Regions from separate parts of the Homo sapiens genome. Here all the other regions are linked to region 2. Evidence: chromatin loops called from intact Hi-C (ENCODE). Cell type or tissue: endothelial cell of umbilical vein. All regions are shown on one strand.

Region 1 (2,500 bases), 530 kb before region 2:
GAACGTTTACTTACCCTCATACTTGCAAGCACTTCGTGTGAGCTAGATGCTGGGTTTGTGGGCCCTTGCCCTTCATCTTACATCAGGGAAGGGAACTTGGGTTGGAACTTTGCCGAGTTGAAAAGCAAGTGATGCAACCAGGAGTTAAACAGGTTGGGTCTACAGAGTCTAAACTGTCCTTTACACGTGAAAGGGCTGAAATGGATAGATCAGATATGGAAGTTTTAATTGTGCCCCTAAATAACCAACTTTTCCAGTGAAGGTAGAATCTTAGCATGCTCTCACCCAAGTTCAAGGATAGCGTCAGTCGCTCTCCAGTTGAAAGCTTTGTCTTTGGGTAACTACTTACCGTCCTAGGGTTTCTGCCTTTTCCTTCTGACTCAGTCCACAGTGCCTGGGTCTTTGCTGGCCTCCAGTTGTGTGGTCAGAGCTAACGTGTTTGGCTGTTGAGCACCGGTGTCTGGCTTGTTTTGTGCCCACAGTGCAGGGGCTTGGCTACGTGGTCACTGGGCATCCTGTGGTGCTGTGGGGGTCTGGTCTGAGGGCTGTGCCAGTGCCTGTTGCTGATATGGAGATTCCGGTCATGAGGCTGTTCGCTGCAGCGAGTCTCCTTGTACAGACCCTGTGGTGTGGCCTTCTTGCCCATTGGCCTGAGGGCTTGGGTCCTTCCTCTGCTCCATGAGCATAGAAACTCTAGATCTCAACACCCTGTGTTTGAGTGTTCAAGACTGTTAAACAGAACTGGATCCCAGCCCTCTTTTCCAGGAGTGCTGAGGATCTTTGAGCCCTGACACAGCCACAAATCCATCACAGCTCCTGCCAGCACCTCCCAATGCTGCCCCTGGTTCCTTGGCGGTGGCCTCCGGCCATTTCCAAACACTTCTGCTATTAGCTGCCTTTATAGTCGGCTTCCCTCAACACGTGGACCAAAGGGTCAGCTTTTCTGCCAAACAGGATGGACATAGATTGTTAGTGGAGGAGGGCTCTTGTATTTGTTGCCATGGAGACAGTGACCAGCTGGATGCCCTGCCTCTCCGTTCGCATGCCTCCCTGTGGGGGAGGGGGGGAATCGCACTGCGGATGGGCCTAGGGAACTTGGACATGTGTCATTCAGCCCTTTGCTCCTTTGACTCAGGCTCTGCCTGCCTGTGGTAAACAGGTGCTCTGATCTGCTCCCTCCAAGTGGGTGGTGTTTCTGGGTAGACATTGCCCATCCCAGCAGTGGGGATCTGGTAGTTGAGATCTGCATGTGGCTGGGAAGCTGTACTGCTCTGCTAGGGCTGGCATAACAAACTGCTATGAACTTGGTGGTTTCAACGGAAATTCTTTTCTGGAAGCCAGGAAATCTGAGATCAAGAGGTGGGGTGTGGTTGGCTCCTTGCCAGGCTGTGAAGACTGTTTCAGGCCTCTAGCTTCTGATGGTCTGCTGGCATCTCTGCTCCTTGGCCTGTGGGACCACCACCCCATCCCTGTTTTCATCCTTAATGTCTTCTCCCTGTGCCTGTTTCCGCTTCCCTGTTTAAAGGACACTGGTCCTATGGGAGTAGGGCCCACTTTGAGTTTTACTTCATCTTAATTGCAGCAGCAGGCCACCCTGTCTCTAAACAAGGTCACACACTGAGAAAATACTTCACTGTAGGGGCTGAGTTTCATCTATATTGAAGGTAGGGCTTGCCCTGTCATCCTCCCACCCGTAAAGCCCCAACCACCAGCCTCTCAGCGCCTTGGGGACAAGGCAGAGGCGGTTGAGTTGCGGTGACCCACCTTGTTGACAGTGGCAGTGGTCACACTGTAAAGTGTTGCCACCCATTCTGGGGCACCAGCCCTTGGGGAAACTGGACTTAAGGCACAACCTGGATCAAGAGGCTAGGTGCCTGCACTATATCTGCCTGGCAAAGGAATCACTGAGGAAGTGACTGAAAAGTGCTTCCCTATCTCTGACCCTGGTTTTGGCTTTCATCCTAAAATGCTCTAATGAAGCGGCCTAAAACACATGGCTGCCTTAGAAAACAACCACTGGAGCATTTGAGGAGTTGGCATCTCCCCCGCCTTTGGGGACCGTGGGACCAGTTTCTTAGCTCGGCTGCTGTGGCCATAAAAGTACTCCTGCTTCTAGGCATGACCCGGAGGATGGTGGTGGCCACAAAGCAACCAGGAGTGGGTGCTGTCTCAATGTCCCTGGCTTGGGCCCTAGGTCTAGACAAGGACCTCGGTCCACTTTGTTCCGGTCTGGGAGGGTTCCAGTCATTCCCGATGGCATTGCTGGGATTGGACAGGAAGTCCCTACCATACACAGGCAACTCAGGTTCATGTAGAAGGAGGCTCCTCAATAAGGGAAAACATCAAAGGGGGAAGTTTTAGATGAATGAGCTCAGACTCCGATGAAGCTGATAGACCGAGTAGCTCGACACATTCTGGAATATCTGGCAACTGGCATGGACTCCGTAAAAGGATTTTAATTTTTGTCTGCTTTTCGAGGTACATTTAGGCACAGCTGTTA
Region 2 (2,500 bases):
CGAATTGATAAAACTTTTAGGAAGCCTGTTGTCTGCATCCCATCAAAAATATACACTACCAACAGACATGAAAATATGAAATGTTGATATCTTAGCATTTACAATATCATTAAAATAAGTAAAATGTCTAAAAATGATTTCTCGGCCAGGCGTGGTGGCTCATGCCTGTAATCCCAGCGCTTTGGGAGGCCGAGGCGGGCGGATCACTAGGTCAGGAGATCGAGATCATCCTGGCTAACACAGGTGAAATCTGTCTCTACTAAAAATATAAAAAATTAGCTGGGCGCGGTGGCAGCGCCTGTAGTCCCACCTACTAGGGAGGCTGAGGCAGGAGAATGGCGTGAATCCAGGAGGCTGATCTTGCAGTGAGCCGAGATCACACCACTGCACTCCAGTCTGGGTGACAGAACGAGACACCGACTCGAAAAAAAAAAAAAAAAAAAAGGATTTCTCAAAAAGATGTTAAGGTCTGGTCTTTTGGAAAGAAAATTATGAAACATTGTGGCATTATGTTGAAGAAGTTCTCTCTGTCTCTTGGTCTCTCTAGAGATATATAACATGTTCGTGAACTAGAGAACCCAACGTCATAAAGATGTCATTTATCTTCTAAGTTATCTGTAGATTTCAAAGTAATTCCGGCCTAAAACCCCCAAAGACAGAGAGAGAGAGAGAGAGAGAGAGAGAGAGAGAGAGAGAGAAAGCGAGAGAGTGTGTGTGTGTATCCTATATTTACATGAAAGAGCAGACATTCAAGAGCCAACGTCCTGCTGAAGTGCTAGCTGGGGAATATAAATTCCAAGATATCATGAGCTACAACAAAGTTATACTAATTAGGACATGTGCATTGACATGGGGCTGATAATGTATCATGGCAAAGAAAACCTAGAAAAGATCTACCTAATAAAACTTGGTTTACGACAGAGCTGGCATTGCAGATGAGTGGAGGAGGGATAGATAGCATTTTTTTTTTTTTTTTTTTTTTTTTTTTTTGAGACAGAGTCTTGCCCTGTTGCCCAGGCTGGAGTGCAGTGGTGCGATCTCGGCTCACTGCAAGCTCAGCCTCCCGGGTTCACGCCATTCTCCTGCCTCAGCCTCCTGAGTAGCTCGGACTACAGGCACCCACCACCACGCCCAGCTAGTTTTTTGTATTTTTAGTAGAGATGGGGTTTCACCGTGTTAGCCAGGATGATCTCGATCTCCTGACCTCGTGATCTGCCCGCTTTGGCCTCCCAAAGTGCTGGGATTACAGGCGTGAGCCACTGCGCCCGGCCGATAGCATTTTTAATATATAGAGCCGGGTAAATTGTTTATCCATGCGAAAAAGAAAAAGAGAGAAAGAAAAGATCCCCAAACTCCTCCACACTATACACAAATTAATCAATTGCAGGCTATTAAAGATTTAAAAGTGAAAGGCAGATTTTGTGATGTTTGGAATTCAACGTAGGAAGCTATGATCTCATGTTAAGTTTCTTTAAACAATACACAAAATGAATGAATCATAAGGAAAAGTTCGCTATGACTCATTGACCTGAAATTACGGTCACCAAAAGGAAATATCAAAAGAGAATAACAACTCAAGTCACAAAATGAGAAAAGTGTGCAGAATAAATAAATAATGCATACAAATCAATATGAAAACGACAAATGCCTGACCAAAAAAAAAAAAAAAAAAAAATCTTTTGCCTGGCAAAAGATTTGACAAGCATTGTGTGCAGACGAGAAAAGCTTAATGGCTAATAAATATCTGAAAGGATGCTTAGCTACACCATAGTCAACAAAATACAGATTAAAGCTATACTATAGTCAAAAAATACAGATTAAAATCACCCACTGGTTTCGTAAAAATTAAAACTGCCAGTATGGAAGGACTGGCATGACTTTGTCCAAAGTCATGAAGTAACTGGGTCACATAGGCACACTTGTGGGTAGAAAGCATAAAATGACCTGGCTGCTTTGGTAATTGTGACATCGCCTAGTAAAATCAGAGGTGTGCATACGCTGAGTCTCAGAAATTTCAGTCCTAGGAATATACCTTCTGTACAGATACTCCTGAATCTATGCTTTAGGACATGTAAACTGGATTGTTCTTAACAGCACTTGTATTAGCAATATTTAGGAAACAACTCAAGTGTCTATTGACTGGAGAGTGTATAAATAAATGGTATTATATGCACATAAAAATATTATATTTCCATAAAATGGAAATAAATATGGCTATCCACAATAGCATGGATTATCTTTGGAATGTACATTGGGGCAGTCATAAAACAGACTATAGAACAATCAGAACTAAGATTTACATAGCTCACATTATGTTCTAGATGCTGTTTTAAATGTCTTATACAAATTAGCTCATTTAATTCTCACAAGAATACTACAAAGTACACACTATTATTATTTTAATTTTGCAGATGACAAAACAGGTACTGAGACTTCTTAACTTTCTCAAGAACTCATAGCTCGTAACTGGTAGAACCAGTTATCAAAACTCGGCAGTCTG
Region 3 (2,500 bases), 1.1 Mb after region 2:
CTAGCAAAGAATCAAAACTTTGACCTGGCACTGAAAACTATTATCACACAAGTGAATATTTCCTTTTTGGTTTGCAGAACATAACTACTAACTTTTCTTCATTTAATTTTCACCAACTAAAATAGGGGTTAGTGACAGCAAGTATGAGGGAATCTAATGCTCTCCTGAGTCTTTCAGATGCTGAAATGCACATTTTCCCCATTACAACACCAGGTTCTCTAAGATGAAATTATGTTCTCAAATTGTATGAAATGGTTTAAGGGAAAATACATCTTGCTAGACCTGGAGAAGTCTTTGAGTTTCATTACAAGTTGAACTAGGAAACTCTGAGACCAACCCTTACCTCCGAAGAACGAAAAGTTATTTGACCTTGAACTAAATATTTCCTTTCACTGAGTCTCAGTTTCCTTACCAAGGACTCAACAGTAATTATCTGAGAACGACCAGATTGTAGGTATGTTGTTTGCTGGACATACCTACTTGGTTACAGAAGTATACCCAGCTCAGCCATTATAACCCATAAGCAGCCATAGGCCATACATAAGTGAATGAGGGTGGCCATAATCTAATAAAACTTTATTTATAAAAACAGATGGCAGACTGGGTTTGGTCTTTGGACTACAGTTTGCCATTTGCCAACCGTCTTTAAGGGGAAAATATCTACTGCACAAACTTGTTCTTAGAATGTTATTAACTAAAATACGTGAATCAAGATATATGAAGTAAATGATAGAAGGTCTGACGTTAAAAATGACAACTAATTTCTTACATTTTCTCTCAACATTTTTCTCCCAACTCACTCCATTGAGATCCCCTACAAAATGGCATGCATTGGCTGACATTTCATACCTGTAGCAATTCTTCCTTTGTTTCCTTGTTATTTTACTACTTTGGGAGGCAAAGTTAGAGAACTGAGAATATTAAGTTTTTAAAGCATGAAGCTTTGAACAAATTTGAGCTCTATTCAATATGTGTGTGTGTTTAAAGCATGAAGCTTTGAATTTGAGCTCTATTCAATGTGTGTGTGCGTGTGTGTGTGTGTGTGTGTTTAACATTTATTCCTTTTAAAATGGAACTTAAAACAGCCCTTTTAGTGAAATTCACAACACATAAAGAAGCCTGTGATTTAGGCCAAAGTTCCAGTTAACAGCTGTGGGTCTTTGTTTAACTGACAATAATAATGAGGAATCCGCCTCGCAGGCATTTATTATTTTAAGCTTGACCTCGTGTGCTTACATTTTATGTCCGTCCCTGCCAGCCTCTATGAGTGAGTCACTAGAACAGCCCCTTCATTTTTCTGAATCAGTGTATTGTCTTCAGAGCTTGCCTTCCTGACTTCAGTTTTTCAATTGCTTTCTTTTCAAATTATCTTACACACCTCTTTTTTCCCCCAAGTATCTTTAGAGTATTAATGCAAAAGACAGATTACTCAGAAACGCTAAAATATAGTAGATTGAAGTTAAAACACACTAAGTTTGCAGTCAACTGGTTCCAATTCTACGTCTGACTGTATTACTGATTACCTACATGTCCTTAAATGAAACACTTTGCCAGGATGACTCTTAGACTTCTCATCTATGAAATTGAGATGAAAATTGTTATTCTTCCTACCATCCTGCATTTCCTGTGTGAATAAAATGAACACTAGCTATGAACACAAAACACTATTAAATTTCTCTTTTTTTCCCTGATTATAATTATTGCTAAAATCACCAAAAAAGCTATAATTTAAATAACACTTAGTGTGGACCTGGAAGTATACGAATCATTGTGCATAAATTAACTTAGCTAAAATTCATAACTAATGTATCAGGTAAATATTTTTCCTCCCATCTTACAGAGGAAAAATCTACGAAGTCTAATGGTGAAGTGATATGGCCAAGTCTCACTGTAACTAAATGAATTGGAGTTGAAACTCTGAAATATTAGACTCCAAAGTTCTTTATCTTAATCAAAATGAAACTTAAACTGAACGTAAAACTTTACATTTTTAATTGACTCTTACAATATTTTAAAGTTTAAATTTAAAAATAATTATGTAAAAGATATGTTTTCTCTTTAACATTTTTATTCTAAAAAATTAAATAAGCATAAACACATTATTTACAAAGAATTCTTTTCTCCTCTTGCAATCTTTTACATTTTATTGTTAGTTTTTATTGGATATTTACAAATAATATTTGAATATTAAGTACAAAGTGATGTATGATACATGTATACAATTTGGAAAGATTAAATCAAGCTAATTAACATACCTATTACCTCAAATACTTATCATTTATTTTTCCTGTCTAACTGTTGTACACTTGGACCAACAGCTCCTCATTTCCACTACTCTCTAGTCTCAAGTAACTATCATTATGCTGTCTGCTTGTATGTGTTTGATTTTTTTATGTTCTACATGTAAGTGAGAATATGTGGTGTCTGTTTTTCTGTGTCTGGCTTATTTCACTTAGCATAATGCCTTCCAAGTTCATCCATGTTGTCACAAATGACATAA

The links. Peaks named below come from ENCODE experiments on the same cell type or tissue, not always from the same donor. Only the 100,000 strongest peaks of a DNase experiment are listed, where the experiment ranks them.
Region 1: a loop joins it to region 2, with 4 times the contacts of the local background. A loop is called at or near these places in 1 of 110 quality-filtered maps.
Region 3: it touches region 2 in a loop (2.9-fold over the local background); 1 of 110 quality-filtered maps calls a loop at or near these places.

The regions. Positions count from the first base shown.
Region 1 is chr4:10,122,671-10,125,170 of GRCh38, forward strand. No RefSeq gene overlaps it. Among named protein-coding and RNA genes, the nearest start is that of WDR1, 7.1 kb to the left of the region's middle. RefSeq lists enhancers at 84-584, 585-1,085. In endothelial cell of umbilical vein, no CTCF peak of the experiment used is centred here; a DNase peak (open chromatin) is centred at 1,091; H3K27ac peaks cover 1,706 bases.
Region 2 is chr4:10,654,678-10,657,177 of GRCh38, forward strand. All of the region lies in intron 2 of CLNK (cytokine dependent hematopoietic cell linker), which reads right to left. Among named protein-coding and RNA genes, the nearest start is that of CLNK, 29 kb to the right of the region's middle. In endothelial cell of umbilical vein, no CTCF peak of the experiment used is centred here; a DNase peak (open chromatin) is centred at 1,514; H3K27ac peaks cover 1,907 bases.
Region 3 is chr4:11,747,143-11,749,642 of GRCh38, forward strand. The region is part of intron 1 of LINC02360 (long intergenic non-protein coding RNA 2360); the gene reads right to left. All of the region lies in intron 2 of LOC107986178 (a long non-coding RNA gene), which reads left to right. Among named protein-coding and RNA genes, the nearest start is that of LINC02360, 21 kb to the right of the region's middle. In endothelial cell of umbilical vein, no CTCF peak of the experiment used is centred here; DNase peaks (open chromatin) are centred at 139 and 1,239; H3K27ac peaks cover 1,883 bases.